3 separate regions of the Mus musculus genome follow, and all the other regions are linked to region 1. The links are chromatin loops, found by intact Hi-C in ENCODE. Cell type or tissue: heart. All regions are shown on one strand. Links, peaks and the distances in the headings refer to the core of each region. The heading gives the core; the rest is flanking DNA.

The links. Peaks named below come from ENCODE experiments on the same cell type or tissue, not always from the same donor. Only the 100,000 strongest peaks of a DNase experiment are listed, where the experiment ranks them.
Region 2: a loop joins it to region 1, with 3 times the contacts of the local background. A loop is called at or near these places in 2 of 42 quality-filtered maps.
Region 3: it touches region 1 in a loop (2.3-fold over the local background); 10 of 42 quality-filtered maps call a loop at or near these places.

What each region holds. Positions count from the first base shown.
Region 1 is chr2:39,004,841-39,010,772 of GRCm38, forward strand. Arpc5l (actin related protein 2/3 complex, subunit 5-like) reads left to right here and starts at 3,299. Exons shown (of 4, transcript NM_028809.1): 1 at 3,299-3,504. The coding sequence starts at 3,356. It overlaps Rpl35 (ribosomal protein L35), which reads right to left and starts at 291. Exons shown (of 4, transcript NM_025592.3): 1 at 244-291; 2 at 1-28. The coding sequence starts at 246. In heart, for the core only: CTCF peaks have their summits at 3,268 and 3,469; DNase peaks (open chromatin) are centred at 3,221 and 4,351; H3K4me3 peaks cover 4,071 bases; H3K27ac peaks cover 2,520 bases.
Region 2 is chr2:38,284,783-38,290,714 of GRCm38, forward strand. Dennd1a (DENN/MADD domain containing 1A) reads right to left here and starts at 2,602. Exons shown (of 23, transcript NM_001362973.1): 1 at 2,331-2,602. The coding sequence starts at 2,347. In heart, for the core only: a CTCF peak has its summit at 2,472; a DNase peak (open chromatin) is centred at 2,529; H3K4me3 peaks cover 1,853 bases; H3K27ac peaks cover 1,567 bases.
Region 3 is chr2:38,656,013-38,661,944 of GRCm38, forward strand. No RefSeq gene overlaps it. Among named protein-coding and RNA genes, the nearest start is that of Gm36744, 13 kb to the right of the region's middle. In heart, for the core only: a CTCF peak has its summit at 2,678 (motif pointing left); a DNase peak (open chromatin) is centred at 2,579; H3K4me3 peaks cover 753 bases; H3K27ac peaks cover 349 bases; H3K27me3 peaks cover 564 bases.

The DNA of each region.
Region 1 (5,932 bases), core at 322-5,321:
CGCGCAGGTCCCGAGCCTTAATCTTGGCCTGCAATGAGGAGCGACTCTATGGGTCACGGAGCTCCCGCTTCGTCCCCGGCCGACCCAGGAGGGACGGTGCGCCAGAGGCCGCGGCGTAAGCGAGGGCGGGCAGCCTGAGCCGGCCCCCGCTGCTCTCTGAGTTCCCCCCGTCCGCCCCGCGCCCCGCGCCACTGTCCCCACGTGTCCCCGGCGACCGATGGCACCCGATTCCCGCAGCCTCACCATTTCGGCGTTGTTCACGGCTGAAGCAGCCTGGTTCGAGAGAAAGAGGAAAGGGCGGGGCCGACTTCCTCAACTACTGCCGGGTGGCGCCGGGCACGGCCAATAGCGTCGCGGTTTGGGAGGCCCGCTCCGCCCCTGCGCAGCCGCGGCCGTGGTGCCCTCCGCTTCCCGGAAGTCCTGCCTTCCTAAGGTTGGCTGGTCTCTAAGCGACCCAGCTGGGGAAACTGAGTCTCGCGATGAGCAACACCGGGCTGGCTGGAGGCAGCGCAGAGAAGGCTGCAGTTCTTCTGTTCCCTCGGTTTTATTCGGAAGCTTGAAGTTCTCTGGTCTGTGCGGGGCTGAGCTAGCCGCGGGTGGTGTCAGGGTGCGGAGGGCATGAGGTGTGAGGGTTTTCTTTAAAAGTTTGAGACAAGGTCTTATTCTAAATCGCTTCCTAATGCTGACAGTACAAGTGCCACAATGCCTCGCAAGTGTATGTGAGAGAGCCAGCGAGCATGGAGGTTGGAGAACAACCTGTGGGAGTTCTCTTCTTCCACTGTTCGGCGCTCGAACGTCGAACGCAAGTGGTCAGGTTCGACCTAACCATCTCGCTATCCTTTTTTTCTTCTTTTCTTTTTTAAATACAAGGCCTCCATATCTATCTATCTATCTATCTATCTATCTATCTATCTATCTATCTATCTATCTATCTATCTATCTATCTACCTACCTACCTACCTATCTCCTGGACTTGTTTTGTACCCAAGTTTGGTATCCAAAGTGCGCCACCACCTGGCAAGGGTAACAATAAAGTCATCCAGCAAGAATTTGCGGAGATGGTATGTAGTAGTACAAATCTCATCCCCAGACTTTTGTGGGATTTCTGATTATTGCTTTAGGTCTGGGCACGGTGTCACAGCGCCCAGGCAGTGGAAAAGGAGGATCCGGAGTTCAAGCCTTCTTTATTACACCAAGATATATTAATGAAACCGTCTCCAGAGAGATTCCAAATCGTGCTGGTAGCTTAGTTCCGTGGTAGTGTTTCCCTGGCATGCACAAAGCTGTGTGCATTCCCGGCACTGATACAAGAATAAATAAAAGCTCCGAAACAGAGTCTTGCTTTATTGCTAGTACCAGTTTATATCTTGGCAAGTCCCTTCGCGTCTCCGGTTAGTGTATCTTTGAGGATTAGAGGAACTAAACTGAAAACCTGCAAAGCTCCCAGCCAAGACCTGATATGTAAAGATTGGGGAAATTATAACATGGTTAAAGTGCACATGACCCTTTGCCTACAGTCCCAGACAGACCGCTAGCATCTAGATCAGAACAAAGCAGACGATGTTGGGTTTGTGTGATGAGTTGACCAAACTGACCAATTGGAGCCCTTTCTTTGCCAAGCTCCATTCAGCAGCTGCCCATTTTTCCAGCAGTTTCTCAATTGTTCATGACTTGATGCTGATAGAAGAGGTACTCAAGGTACTGTAATGAAAGCTGGGCGTGGTGGCGCACGCCTTTAATCCTAGCACTCGCGAGGCAGAGGCAGGCGGAGTTCGAGGCCAGCCTGGTCTACAGAGTTCCAGGACAGCCAGGGCTATACAGAGAAACCCTGTCTCGAGAAAACAAAACAAAACAAAACAAAACAAAAAACCAAAAACCAAAAAAACAAAAAAGGTACTGTAATGAACATTTTTTAGTCACCTCCCATCCCAAGTGTAGCAGCGTACCCTTGTATCCTAAGTGCTCTTAAGTACCAAGCTGAGTTAAGCCATGTGTTTGTGTGCCTGTTTCCAGAGCCAGTCTTGAAGGTCTCTGAGGGTTTAATGCTTTTCAGGCCCAGGATGGGGATACTGGTTGGATAGAATGAATAAGCCTTTTGTAAATGGGATAAGGAGAAATGAACCGAGTGTGGATTAGTTTTAAATGGAAGTCTAAAGATGACCAGGATTCTACTAGAGTTACAAATATACATCATATTTCTGGACATTTTTTGTAGTGCTAGGATTAAACCCAGGATTCACAATATTTTTGAATTCCCAATTACATTCCCCATCTTTGAAGACAAAAAACTTACAGGCACTGTACTTTGCCATCCCTGATGTAATTAAGACAGCCCTTACATTTTTAAATTTTACATGTACCATGTATGTGCTGTGCCGGCAGAGGTGACTGGATCTCCCTGGAGGTGGAGTCGCAGAGCACTGTGAGCTGCTATGTGGATGCTGGGAACTGAACCCAGGTCTCCAAGAATAGCACTTTTTTTCTTTTTTAAATTTCCCGACAGGGTTTCACTCTGTAGTCTTGGCTGATCTAGAACTATGTAGTCAAAACTATCTAGAACTCACAAGAACCCCCTGCCACTGCTTCCTAAGGGCTGGAATAAGGCATGTGCCACATTACTCGCTATGTGTAGCAGGAGCAAAACCATGTCTCACCTAATTTTTTTTGCTCGAGTTCTACTAGGTTAAAATGTAATAGTTTTCTTTTTTTTTAATATTTTTTATTAAATAGTTTTCATATAGTTACAAGAAAAGATTCATTTTAGCCTACGTCTGAAATAGAAAGAATCCTGGGGATTCTGCAGCTTTCGCCTCCTAAAATATGCCTCTTCAGTCAGGAGTACAGGTGGCCACAGAATCCTCTTTAATTTTCGGAACGCCCGCAGGAGTCGTTACATCCTCAAGAAAGGATGTTATCAAGCGTCCTGCCAGCCCCTGGGTTACACATCAACGCCTTTAAAGCCGTTTACTTTTAACAAAGTGGGTCCTCTTGTGGGTCAGTGCTTAAGAGACTCCGGCACTGCGCGTCACTCCCTGCCATCCCTTAGCTCTAAGATTTCTTCCTCCGGAGCGGACAGAAGCGCTGGCTATACCAGCAGCCCGGCTTCGGAGAGGACAGAGTTACGGCTGCAACGCCTGACACCACTTCATCAGCATTCCACGATCCCACGGCGCAGTTCCGCCCACAAGAGCTTCCGGTTCCGGCGCATCCCGGAAGTGGGCGGGCGACGGCGGCTGCGCGCGGAGGAGGGGAGGCGGTGCCTGGCGGCCGCTTCCCGCCCCCAAGCGGAGCCGGTGCGGAGGGGAGCCGGGAAAGAGCGAAGCCTAGGCGGCTGAGTGGCCGCCGCGCTCCCGCCATGGCCCGGAACACACTGTCCTCACGCTTCCGCCGCGTGGATATCGACGAATTTGACGAGAACAAATTCGTAGACGAGCACGAAGAGGCAGCGGCGGCGGCGGGCGAGCCAGGCCCCGACCCCTGCGAGGTAGACGGGCTCCTGCGGCAATATCCTTCCCGGCGCGGCGGCCCGGCTCGGCCTTCGCACCCTGATCACCCCAGCCCCAGTCTCCCGGTCCTCCGCCCAACCCCAGCCCCTCCCGGCTCCTGTCAGTCCCAGGTTCTCCCGGTCTGTGGTTGGCCTTACGCCTTTCTCAGCAGCGCAGCCCTGGAGCTCCTCTCCCTCTGCTCTGCTGCGCTCCGCATCCTTCTGGGTGTCCGTGCATCGGCCTTGGTATCCCTTTATCCCTCCTTATAGTAAGCGGGGTCATTCCCAGGTGCTGCCCTCAGGAGGGACCGAGGTGAACCACCTTGGATTCATTGAGCAGCCAGGGCCACTGCCCTACTGCGCTTGTCTAACTGGCTTTCTTGGGCCCGATTGTAGCCCGGCGTGAAAATAGGTGGGTGGATGGTTGGAGGAAGACTGACTAGAGGGCGGAGGTGGGGGAGGTGTGCTTTAAGGTCCAGCCCTCAGGTGTGATATGGCCTGCTACCTTTTCTCACCTGTCGCCACTTTCCTCAGCACGTTGGGTTTTGCGCCTTTATGGACCAAGTACATTCAACAAGTAATGCGACTCTGCCATTAACCGCCTTGTGCAGAAAGCGTGGAAAAAGCTAGTGATTCAGAGCTCAAAAACACCATACAGTGTCAAATGTAAAAGTGGCTCCCCACGACTGAAAATGACTGCTGGTGGCCACAGAAAACAAGCATTTAGAACAGAAGAGTAAAAATAGAGGTGATTGTCACAGCTGGCTTGGTCTCTTAGCAGTTTGAGCACCACAGGAAACTGATTTATTCTCACAGGAAGATTTTTTTTTTCTTTATTCAAATAGCTTGACAGGAAGTGTGTACCCCTCCCCCGCACTTGCCAGGGTAGGGTTGGAGGCTCTTGCTGTATATAAATCAGGTTCTGGCTGTTTAATCAGTTGACTCAGCCTGGGAAGTCAGGTGTACCGCTTTTGGGAGGAGTCCTATAGTGCTCCTCTAATATATCTTGAAAACAACCCTTTTAGACTGAACAAGAATATGTTTTTGAAATGTGGAGATTTCAAACTTATTTCCTGCACCATTCTGATGGTTAAATTGGGTCATGAGAAGGCCCCTAGAGGGAAGATTGGTTTTTAGAATGGTGCAGGGTACTGACTGGTTTATGTGCAGGTACTGTTGACAAGGCTCCAGAACGATGCATTTGGGCCAGAATCCTAATTATATTGATGAAGAGACTGGGATCTGTCAGCTTCTGCTTTGGTGTTGTTGCTGGGCCTTGCTGAAGTCCCTGGCTGTTTTTTCTTCTCTCTCTCTCTTTCTTTCTTTCTTAGGCAGCTTAGAGGCATTGGCTTAGCTTATAGAAGAGATTGCTTCTACACTCATGGCAGTGTCAGAAGCCTTGTTACTATGGAGAGTGTACCTCTCGGGATTGGGAGAAGGGAGGCTAGCAGAGGAGAGTGAAACCCTAGCAGATGTCAGGCCCAGGTAGGGAGAAGGATGGAAGTAGTAATTGAGTCCCTATCAGGTGCTAATCATTGCATTCAGTCTATAGACCCTCATGTGAGTCTTAGGAGAGAATAGTGAAGAGGTTTAGGGGGACATTAGGTGGTGGTGGTCTCAGGCCTGTGCTGGGAATTGTTTGTGGAAGAGCAGAGTGTGGAAATAGAAAGCTGCTGTGCATCCACACAGGCACTGTCTAACCTGCTTTAACCTTCTGCTGGTCATACACTCTCTCAACCTCAGCATTCTTTTTTTTTTTTTTTTTTTTTTTTAAAAGATTTATTTATTTATTATATAGTACACTGTAGCTGTCATCAGACACACTAGAAGAGGGCATCAGATCTCATTATAGATGGTCGTGAACCACCATGTGGTTGCTGGGATTTGAACTCTGGACCTTCGGAAGAGCAGTCGGGTGCTCTAACCCACTGAGCCATCTCACCAGCCCGAACCTCAGCATTCTTAAATGATAGAGACAACTATGTTGGTCTTACCACCTCAACAGGTGTACCACTAAACACACAGCAGGTGTACTCCAAAACTTGGGCCCGGGTTGTAGGAGGGGCAGGGGATTGTAGAGAGGGCTTGGATTTGAAAGGCAGCTCTGAATTGTAGCTTTGTGACCTTGGGCAAGTAATTTCCCTTCTGTCTCAGTTTCATTATCTCTATGGCAGAAGTCAGGCTCTTGTCCTAGAGGGTTTGTAGAATAAGGTGAGATGTGACTGTATCTGGTCCTGGATCCAAAACCCCCAGGGAGGATTTTTTTTTCCCTCCACTCCAGCGGTTTTAAAGTACCATTGTAGTTCATTTTCTTTCTCAGTGAAACAGCTTCTGGTCCTTCAAGTAGGACTGTAGGTAGAGCAGTGGTTTTGAGTGATTTGGTAGTTTTTTTCACCCCTCCTCAAGGAAATTTGGCAGTGTTTGGTGACATTTTGATAGTTTTAGGAT
Region 2 (5,932 bases), core at 573-5,572, 720 kb before region 1:
CAAAGTGAGTTCCAGGACAGCCAGGGCTATACAGAGAAACCCTGTCTCAGAAAAAACAAACAAACAAAAAACAAACAAACAAACAAACAAAAAACACATAGCATGAGAAAGAGCTGGAATTTGAACCCAGATCTGATCTACATTGCCCTTATAATGGCACAAGACATCAGAGATAAGCAAAAGAAAGAAAGGTCTAGAGAATGCTCAGTCTGCCCCCCAACAACCTACTACCTACTTACTCAAAGGGGCCTGCACACTTAGCTTTCACTTCAGCCAAATAAATACCCTGACCACCTTCTGTTCTGCCTGACAGAATGGCCAGTAGCAACCAAAGCTGTTTTCTCCAACGACAAGGGCGGTACCTAAATTGATTATCCCCTTATCTCCTGTCCATCCATACTCCTAGCTATGAACAGAAACTGCACAATTAACACTTGCTATAGTCACAACTAATTTTCATAACTCCTATTTTCATATTCTCTTTCAATCTCACCACAGGCTAACATATTTCCCAGACCTTTTTCTTTTTTTTCTTTTAACCACTGAGCAGTCTAGTTTGAAGATTAATAAGGCCATTCTTCATACTAATTTCACACTTAATGCAATTTCATGCTTTGGTAAATTCCCTTACTCAAGTGCTCAGATAGTACAGTGATGCATTCCACCAAACACACTTACAAAACAAACTTGTCAACCTGCTACTGTCAAGAGTGAGAACACATAATCTGAACTTGTTCTATTTTAATGTTCACTCGAATACTTGATGCCTCCAGTCCAACAAGTCTCTGAACTTCTCTGGAACAAGAAAGTTAAGACACATCCTAGTGCTTTCTCTGCAACTCTGAGGTGACTTCCAGAAAGTGTTTCTACATGCTGTTGAAAGTCCAAGTTCACAACTCTTACCTGAAGGGGGGAATTTAGCCTGGAACTCCTTTTTTAACCCCAATAGTTCACAAACTAAATCACTTTACCTCCCCAGATTCTCAAACTCTTGTGTTATATTCTAACCTTCTCCCTTTTCTATAAAAATAAAATAAAGGTCTTCTTATGCTTCCACATCCATTTTCATGAGCAAACTTTTCTAATGTCATTCAGCAGGTGTCACAGGATTTCTGCAAAACTTACAAGACACCTTTTGTAAATGAGAACTCTAACCGCTGAAGAGACTGAACAGCTGGGCAAGGGTCACACTGCATGTGCATCACTTGGACATGCGATGCAATGTTTGAATAATTATTAGATTTTTTGCCCTTGAGGCCCTTCCTCTTTCAAACTTCCCTAGTACAATTCTCAAAATGCTGAAATAATCACATTCCACGGACTTTCCTATAAGAGGGTTTATGGTGTCTTATGAATGCTGTTTTCCAGAAAAGCCTATGCTGTCAACTTTGTTTTTCAATGTCCTTAAGCAATTCTATTAGTCATAGAGAAAAAGTGAGCATTTGCTAATGATTAGAGAGAGAGAGAGAAAGAGAGTAAGCATCTGAGTCCTAGGGCTGAGGAAGGGAGTGGCCAGAATTGGTCTTAGCTGGGAGGGGAGATAGAGACCAAGGCAACAACACCCAAATTGGACCACAGAAAAGTTGTAATTCCCAAAGACAACTTCTAATGTTTCGGTGGGTACTTAAGTTACAAGTATCAGCATTTTCACGAGAAAACGAAGCCTCAACCAGGGGCTCCAAGCAAATGAAGAAGGAGTAAGGGAATGTGCCTGACTGGATTGCAAAACCTTTTCAAAATCAGGTGCTCAGTGACAGCTAAAGGTGTCTTCCTTCATAGCCTTTGGCCCTGGCTTGTGTGCAGACTCAGATAAGAGGAAGAGTCAGCAAAGGCAAAGCGCCTTCCTGTGCAGGCAGGCCATCCAGGCCTTAAATGTCCCAGAAGCCCCCTCCCTCTAAGAACCTCACACCACTTCTGGAATGATTACAGGCCTCACGCAGACAGGCTGCAACCTCTCAGGACCTGCCAACTCTCGGGGTCGCCCCCAAACACACCCTTATGAAGACTTGCTTCCGGAGACCTCCCCTCTCCCAGCAGCAGTCTGACAGTTTTCTGGGGCTCTGTACATCCCGCCTAGGGAGCCACCGCGTCAGCAGTTCCCGCCCTCAGGTGAGGAGGGGGCATCTGATCATCCGCGCCCCTCCACCCCACACGCACCCCGTCCCCGAGCCTTCCCGCATCACCATGGCAACCGTCCCCCTCCCCGCTTGACGCCTCCACGCGGGGCGCCCCTCCGGTCTGGGCAACAAGTCCCCCAAGCGCGGCCCACGGCCTGCAGCTCTAGCCCAGCCTCGCCTCCCCCGCGCCCGGCTCCGCCCGGCCGCACTCACTTGATCCTGGAGCCCATGGTCCCGGGGCCTCCTCATGGACCCGCGGGCCCCGCTCGGTGCTGCGCTGCACTGCACTGCCCGCCCGCCCGCGGCCGACAGGCCTCCCTCAGGAGCTCTCCCCGCCCCTTCCTCCCTTCCCTCAGGCAGGGGCCCGCCCGCTCGAGGCTCGCTCCCCGGCCGCCGCAGCTGCTGTCGCCTCCCGGGGTTAAAGTACTCGCTCCAGCCGGGCGAGCGCCATGGTCGCCCGCGCGCGTACCCGGCGCGCGCCGCCCCCTCCGTCTCTCACACCGCCGCCCCCTCCCGCCCGCGCCGCTGACCGCGGGGGCTGCTGGGAAGTGTAGTCCACTCGCGTGAGGGTGGCCCCGGGGGGCGGGAAGCGCGCAGCAGGACAGTGGTCTACCCGAAAGGTCTGTGGCTTCTCTGAGAAGAGACCTAGGGACCTTTGTCCCACTGCTTTTCATCAGAATCCACCCAAAGCGACCTGAAGGAACTTCCATCGTGTCCCCAGAGGCCACTAAAGAAGCCTTCGTCCACTCCTCAAGTGGAGAATTTTTGACAGGCTAAAATTCGGGGAGGGGGGTGTCTGAATTGGAGGAAACAGTTGTCCTCCCCTCTCAGGAACTCACAATGACTCCAGTTTCACTGAGTCAGGCTTCAGGGTTCTGGTTTCCCGAATTTGAAAACTGAAGTTCACAGACCATGGATGTTTAGCTTTAAAGAGTTGGTTTTTTTGTTTGTTTTTTTGGTTTTGTTTTTGGTTTTGTTTTTTTAATACCTCCATAAGTAGGAGCTTGGGAGAAAAGCCGGCCCATCCCAGGAAATGGGGTATCATAGAACTGCATGCCAGGTGCTGAGGGTGAGTTAGTCCAAATGTTTAACCTGTGGAACCAATGACTTTATTGGACTTTCTTAGAAAGCATGAGTGGGGGTTGCTTACAGGAGTGTGGGTGACTCCAAAGCAGCTGCACTGGAAAGTGCACACCATCATCGTCGTCGTTGTCCGTGTTCCCGCCCCCCTCCCCCCAAGACTCTTTAATCCCAGCATTTGAGTAGGGGAGGCTAGTGGATCTCTGTGAATTTGAGGCCAGCCTGGTCTACAGAACTAGTTCCAAGAGAGCCAGGGCTACACAGTGAAACCCTGTCTTGAAAAACAAAAACAAAAACCTACCCTTCTATGACCGAAAGCTTCCTGTAGACATATATACAGTTTTCTTTAGTTAACCTCCTATAAACTACTACAATCTGTGTACTACAGCACCTCCCTGGGCCCAGAGGAATGTGCAATTAGAGTAGATTGCATACAAATGGCTGGGAGAACCGGGTGGAGTCCCCTCTGAGAAACTGTTAACAGCCAACAGGCCTGCTCCTGATGACCTTCTGCAAGCAGGCACAGCTGATGTGAAGATGGTGGCTATTTTGCTGTGAGGACCAGATTCTATAACCAATCACCTAGGTGAGAAAATTCTGGAAATATCTGAGGGAGTTTCCAGATTAGTTTAATTCAGGAGGGTGGCCTCTTCCATGGGCTGGCTTAAATGAACGGGGAAGGCAGCATTCATCTCTCTCTGTGCTTTCTGACTGGATTCAGTCATTGTGACTAGCAGCCTCACTTTTCTGCTGCCATGTCTTCTCCTTCTACCATGTTAAACTGTACTGTACCCTCAAACTGTGAGCCAAATTAAACCCTACATTGTTTTTTATTTTGGGATGTTTTTGTGTTTGTTTGGGGGTTTTTGGTTTTGTTTGGTTGGGTTGGGTTGGGTTGAGTTGGGGGGTTTTTTGTTTTTGTTTTTGTTTTGTTTGTTTTGTTTTGTTTTTGCGACACTATCCAGTTACCCAGCCTAGGTTGGCTCAGACAAACACAGAGACATGCCTGCCTCTATTTCTTGAGTGCTGCTGGCCTGAAAGGCATGCACCACCACACCTGCCCTTGGCTTGCTTCACTTACTTTAATCAGATATTTCATCACAAGGAAAGCAGGACTAATAGAGGTACTGAAGGGTGGCTCAGCAAGGGCCCCTCCTTCCTTTATTGGTCATTATGAGGACTCCAGTACTCTGATCACAACAGTCCCTGGCAGAAATTAACAAAAAAAGAAAATATTTGAGAGCCAGGAATATCAACCTGCTACCTGTCCCTGCCAGGCCCCAGAGAGACTCACTTTCATGAACTGCAGTTTCATGTCTTCTAGGCCTGGAGGCCACAACAGAAGCAATAATGACAGATCCATTTAGTGAAGGCACAAGTGCATGCCCTCTATGAATTAGGCATAGTATTCCCCAGGCCTGGCTCATGCCAATCCTCATGGTGGTCCTGGAAATTTTCCTTCCACTGGCAAAAAGGAAATTGAGGCATATTCCCCAGGTGATACAAGTGACGGCAAGTGAAGCCAAGGGGGTCAACATCAGTGTTAATAATTCCAGTCACATGATAGACCTAGACACTCTTGAGGTGGTACTTTTGGACACTAGTCAGAAGATGCTACCAGCCTGCGGGTCCCTTTTGGTCCTGGGCCTTTTCTCTTTCTTCCTTGCCTCTTTCAATTTTCTCTTCTGAAATGTTGTTCATCCCTTCCACCATTGTAACCTTTATAAATCCATAAAGTGCTCCCCACCCCACTCATCTCAGTCACTACAGTAACATCCTAGGCTAACAGCCAGGCAGGGAACAAAGAAAATACAATAAATAGTAAAAAAAACTCCTATTTGGGAGTTACCTCCTGGATAAAAACACCATCTCCCTTTTGTCTATGCCTTGAGGTTGTTGAAGGTAAAGGGTGAACCTTTTTGAATTAAAAAACAAAAAATGAAATGTCCAAACTGCCATTTTGAATTCAAAGTCTTTGCACCCAGACACCAACACAGACTTGTAAACACCCCCAGGAGCAATGTTCTGCTAGACAGGCAAGGGCTCCATGTGTTTACTCACCTTGTTTTCTATGAAACCTCTCCAAGGAGCAGTTGTTATCAAGATCTTCTCTGGAATGAGCAGTCAGTTCAAAAGCTCTGTGCAGGAGACTATAAATAAAACAAAGTTATTTGGTGGAGGGCAAAAGCTGGCTGCTTTTCAAAGAAGGTTGTAGCCAGCCTGGCCACAAAAATGTCTGAATGCCTACTGGGTGGTTGCGTGTGTGTATAAATGTCTGAATGCCTACTGGGTGGTTGCGTGTGTGTATATATGTGTGTTGTATGTTGGAAGGGGAGGCAAAGGGTGGGGCTTATGTATCTGCCCAGGTGGCCTCTAGACAGCAGGGTGGTCCAGGGAAAGAACATAGAGTGGGAGTAGGAATCTGGTCTGTAATGCCGGTTGCCGCACTGTGAATTTAACCAAAAGATTGGGCAATAATCTGTTTCCACTTCCTCCTCTGTAAAATGGGAAGAGAGGATGAGGAGGAGCTGAAATCATAAGACAGATGGTAATGTAGGATCTAACACTGCAGAACCTGGAACCAGGCTGCCTGGGTTCAAATCTCACATCTACCTCTTAGAACATATGTGAGCTTGGACAAGTTCTATCTCAGTTCTTTCTAAAATGTGAGAGATGATAATATCCTATAGTGAACATGAAAATTAAATTAATGACTAGCATGTAGTAAGCACCCA
Region 3 (5,932 bases), core at 573-5,572, 350 kb before region 1:
CTGTTTTGTTCATTTATACCGCTGTACTCAAAGGTCCAGACACTCCCTAAGCCTCTCCATTTCCCTGGGGTGGCATAAAGCAGGATCCACATAAGTCCTCAGCAATCGCAAAGTGGGATCCTGAGAGCGGATGACCTAGGAGGAGGAAGCTACCGCCATGTTACGGCTGTTTTAGGCAGAGCTCCTTACCAGCCCCTAGCCAAACGCCCAGACACCTCCGTAAGCCACTGTGCTTAGGATTGACCATCACCAGACTTTTTTTTTTAAATCATTAAAAAGTGTGTGTGTTTGTGTGCTAAGTCTCATTTGTATTTCAAGTTTTTTTATTATTTGATCACAAGTGGCCCCTGTCGTCACATCTTTTTAACTCTGAAGCCCTAGAGTTAGGGGCTCTGCTCTTCTCACCCAAAAGGCCTCCCAGATAGAGGTCTGAAAGGCACAGATCACACTATGGTTCGGGACTGATCAGATGAATTCTGTGCAACCTGTTTGCTGTCCTGGCCAGACGTCAGAGAGAAGGGGAATTCTCCAGAGGTAGGTGGGTTGTCTGTGTGAGTGGGTTGTCTTCGTAGGGAGTGATGGGTACCTTCAATAGTTATTTCAAATAGCTCACACACCCGTACTCTCCCTTCACGACAGAGTCTGTTTTGGAGAGGGGCTCCTGAGCTAAGACCACGAAGGAGCCCTCTGGTATGAGTCTGACTTTTCCAGGGAAGGTCACTGGAGCCAACAGGTGTGGGTCAAGAGGACAAGGACCAGGGACTCTAAGGCCACCTCCTGAGAGTACATTCAAGCCAGCACCTCCAGGCACTCCTAGAGTTACACTGGGGTCAAAGCCTACCTCTGCAGCTCCAGCTGTGACCACTTGGTTTCTCTTTGATCTGCCACCCCAACTCCTTCACCTCTGCCTTGGCTCTTTCCCCAAACCTTCCCTGCCCTCTCCCTCCACTTACTTAGCCTCCAAAATGTCCACCTCAACAGCTTCCACCGCATTCAGCCAGGGATGAAGTGAAGCCCTTGGTCCTTGTGACAAGCTTTCTCTGGGGCAATGTAAAAACAAACAAACAAACAAACAAACCTGCCAGAAACAAATGGATCAGATGTCCAAAGTACTGAACCGGTGAAATAGAAACCTCCCTCCGGCTCAGAACTCCACCCTGCACGCCTGTCTCCAGTGGGCTAACTGGTGAAGAGTCTATCAGTAGACAACCCTCCGGGTTCCTGCCTAGGACCATGAGCCCAGAATTAGCTTCCCTGTAGACAATGCACAACTTTCCCCAGATCAGGACAGGGCTACTATCCCTAAAAGACTAAGGCAGGAAAAAACAGCTTTTAATTTCTATTATTTATTTTTCACTTATTTAATATTTTATCAATTAAAATTGCATTTGCATCCTGTGAGTATAGTCACACGTTCACATGGGAGACCAGCGGGTTCTGAGAAACACATCGTTTGGGGATTTTTGTCATTGTGTGGACATCACAGTACTCACACACAAGCCCAGATGGGTTAGCTGGCACCACTCTGCTCTATGGTACAACCTCCTGCTCTGAGGTGACAGATCCAGACAGCAAATTAATGTACTGAATGCTGAGAGTAACTGTGACATATGAAATTATGTATTTTTTTAAAATGTACATTGCCTGAGTGTATGTCTGTATTAGCGTGCTGAATTTCTGGAACGGGAGTTATAGATAGTTGTAAGCTGTGGGTGCTGGGAATTGAACCTGGGTCCTCTGGAAGAAAAGCCAGTGCTCCTAACCACTAAGCCATCATTTTCAGCTCCCATTATTTTCTTACAAAAACAAACCAAAAAAAGAGCAACTTTTTTTTTAAAGGGTTATCATACAGCCCAGACTGGCCTCGAACTCTCTTTATATAAGATAATCTTGAACTTCGGATCCTCCTGTCTTCATCTCTTCTAGGTTGAGATTACAGGCACGGGCTAGTATGCCAGGTTTATGTGGGGGTATGGAGGTTTGGAGGTCCAGGCAGCAGCTCAGGACCTAGTAGGCTGGAGGGGGTTCAGTGTGTTGGAGAGGGTTGAAAGAACAGAGGGGACACTACTCTGTTACCAGACTTCCCTGGTCCTCACAGAGACCAGTACCTCTGCTTGAAGGGCACTAGATTCCAGAACCATTAGCACCAGAAATGTTATGGACTCTCAGGACCTCCATGCAGGGAGATAAAAGCAAACGTAGGATATACTGAAAACGTGCAAAGCCAAGAGGAGGGACTTGGGGACAATGAGGGGTACCTTGCCCATTTCTGGAGATACCCAGTCGGAGCCCTAGCCTCGGTTGAAGAAAGAAAAAAAAAAAAAAAAAAAGCCTTGGCCAGTGGCTGGGGACGCCCAGCTCTCTCCTCCGCCTCCCCCACCCCCCGCCCTCGTGCTGTCCAAGAAACAGTGATGAAGTTGGAACCAGCCTCTCCGGGATGGCTTGCAGGCTTTCAGACCGGATTGGCACGCGGCCGTCGAGCAGTTGGTGGCAGGAGCCAGGGGACCAGGAGAGCAGGTTTTCGCTGGAGGGGACGTGAGCTTTATTTCCCTCTTGGTTGCTGACAAGGAAGCAGCTGGCCTTCCCTGATTATTTTTACCCGGAGTCACAGCCGTGGCTGCCGAGCCTCCCCCAGAGCCCGCTACCGCGCGCCCCTCTCAGCCGCGCGCCACCAGCGCCACCTGCCGCCACCTCCTGCAGCCGCAGAGAGGGTACAGCTGTCCTCAGACCATTGCTGGTCACTGGCCTCCAACTCTGTGGTCTTTTTTTTTTTTTTTTTTTTTTTCTCTTCTTCTGTGCTTTTCCTCTGACTCCCCTCATCCCTTCCCTTTTGTTGTTGTTTGAGAGACAGTCTTGCTTTGTAACCTAGGCTGACGCTGGACTTCCCACTCTCCTGCTTCTGGGTAGCAAGCAGACGTCACTAGACCTGGCCACAGATATGGTTTCAGTTCAGAGACTGATCCTGACTATTATTTTACAGTTAGTACAACACATCCATATCTGTAGGGTCTACCATCAAAAGCTGGATATATGGGGGTTGGAGAGGGCTCAGTGGCTAAGAGCACTTGCTGCTCTTCCAGACTACAGGAGTTGGGTTCCCAGCACACACATATTTTGCCTTACAGCCAACCTGTGACTCTGTTCCAAGGGATATGACGCCCTCTTCTGACTTCCTCAGATACCTGCACATATGTGGCATTCACTCACACAGACACATACATACACATAAAAGATAAAAATAAATGTAAGAGCACATCTTAAAACTCTTAAGCGATAAGGAGGTCGGCCAGTTCCTCCTGCCTTCTGTTTTTCATAACCCACGCACACACGCACGCACCACAGTGGGGAACAATAATGGAGGAGGAGGGCTCCCAGACTGCCCTTTGAGAATAAAATGGGAGGCCAGAACCAAAGTCTTTTGGATAAAACACCACAAATGACTACACACTAACACGTTTGGCTGCCTTCCTTCCCAAGGCATGGATCGTCCCAGCATGGGAAAGGCCTCCCTCTCTCCCTCTCCTCTCTCCCTCTCTCCCTCTCTCCCTCTCTCCCTCTCTCCCTCTCTCCCTCTCTCCCTCTCTCCCTCTCTCCCTCTCTCCCTCTCTCCCTCTCTCCCTCTCTCCCTCTCTCCCTCTCTCCCTCTTTCCCTCCCTCCCTCCCTCCCTCCCTCCCTCCCTCCCTTCATTTTGAAACACTTTCACTCTTCCACCATACACTCAATAAAATAAAATAAAATAAAATAAAATAAAATAAAAATAAATGTAAGAAGGAAAAACCTGACGTAGTGTCAAAGCACAGAAGGGCTTGCCTAGAACCACACAATACAAGATTATGGAAAATGATATTTGAATCACAGTCGACCTGGCTCTACATCTTGACACCACCCATTTATATCTGTCACAGTGCTTTAAGTGAATGGGGACTTACTTTCCTCATTGGTAGGTGAGCGGGGGTGTGGGGGGGGAGCCACTCCACAGTGTCAGGAATTCAGAGTCTATAATACCAATATTGCTGCTCCATCAACCCAGATAGATCACCTTTGGACACGCTTCTAGTTTGCAGTCACAAGAGCTACTGAAACTCTGGGCATCGCACTAGAATTCAGGGTGGGGGTGGAGGACTTGGAGGAGCTGATGTTTGAGGCTGTGATAACCCACTTTATCAGGACAAAAAAGTATTTTCCCTAATGTCTAGCCCCCTACACACACACAAAAACCTGTGGGTTCCACTTCAGAGGTAAAAGAACTACCCAAAACTGCGAGGGAGGCTGAGAAAAATCAACATTTCTTGGATAAGGAGGAGGGCAGTAACATCAAATGCTGGGTCAGCAGCCTCAGTATCTGCCCCAACCCATGCGAAGTTGTATTTAGTTGCAATTCTATCACACAGAGGTTTAATTCTTGCTTCCTACTTTGTTCTTTTACTGTGTGGCCACTTGAAGTTTCTTTATCACACTGTGTTTTGGTTTAGGGCCTTTTTGAGACAAGTCTCACCGTGTAGCTCTGGCTGGTCTAGAATTTCCTTGTAGATCAGGCTGGTCTCCAAGTTATGGCAATCCCCCTGTCTCTCCCTCCCAAGTGCTGGGATGACAGGAATAGGTTGCAATCCTTGGCACTATGTTGTCTTGATCATTTTCATTTTTCATGGTTTTGGTTTTGGTTTTTGGTTTTTGGTTTTTCGAGACAGGGTTTCTCTATATAGCCCTGGCTGTCCTGGAACTCACTTTGTAGACCAGGCTGGCCTTGAACTCAGAAATCTGCCTGCCTCTGCCTCCCAAGTGCTGGGATTAAAGGCATGCGCCACCACGCCCGGCGATCATTTTCATTTTTAATGGCTTAGTTATTTCTTCAAGTGAACATATCACAGTGTATTTACAGGGCATTTACAGAGCTACATTTTTCAATGCACGTGTGTGTGTGTGTGTGTGTGTGTGTGTGTGTGTGTGTGTGTGTGCAAGCACACATGTGTGTGCATACGGAAGTTGGAGGACAACCTTGAGTGTCATCCTCAAGAACAGAGCCCACTTCTTTTGAGTCAGGGTGTCTCATAGATCTGGAGGTACAGTTAGACGAGGCTAGCTGGTCAATGAATCCAAGGGGGCATGTCTTTCTCTGTCTCCCCAGTACAAGGATTACAAATCCATGTTGATTTTATTGTTGTTTGTTTTGTTGTTGTTTGTTTTGTTTTTGAGACAGGGTTTCTCAGTGTAGCCCTTGTCCATCATGGAACTCACTCTGTAGAGTAGAGACCTGTATGCCTCTCTTTCCTGTGTGCTGGGGTTAAAGGCATGTACCATCACCATCTGGCTTGCCTGGATGTTTCGTGATTCCTAGAGAGCAAATGCAGGCCTTTGTGCTTGCAATGTAAATATTATACCAACTGAGAAATTCCTCCCAGCTTTGAACCTACCATATTTTTTAGAGTTGTAGAGAATATCCTGATTGCTACTTTTAGAAAATGTTTTATTTATTCTTATTTTATGGGTATGAATATTTTATGTTTGCCTGCATGTATGTAGTATAATATATAATATAATGTCCATGTAATACCCGGGAAGACCAGAAGAGGGCATCAGATCCCCTGGAACTGGAGTTGCAGATGGTTGTGAGGTGCCATGTAGATTCTGGGACCTGGGTCCTCTTAGGAGTAGCAAGTGCTCTTACCCAGTGAGCATTTCTCCAGCTCTGTTATCACTACTTTTATGCACAAAGCATTTACCATAGAGTGTGAATCCCCAGCATCAAAGACTGTAGCATCTTTAGTACTATCAATGCTATTCCATCAATCTCCAAGAGGGCTGTGTTATTTTTCAATGTAGCAGTACCTAAGTATATTTACTGATTTCATCACAACTTTGCCAGCACAGAATTTTATGATTTTAAGAGACTTTTTAAAAAGCCAAATTAGCACCACAAAACAATATAAATTG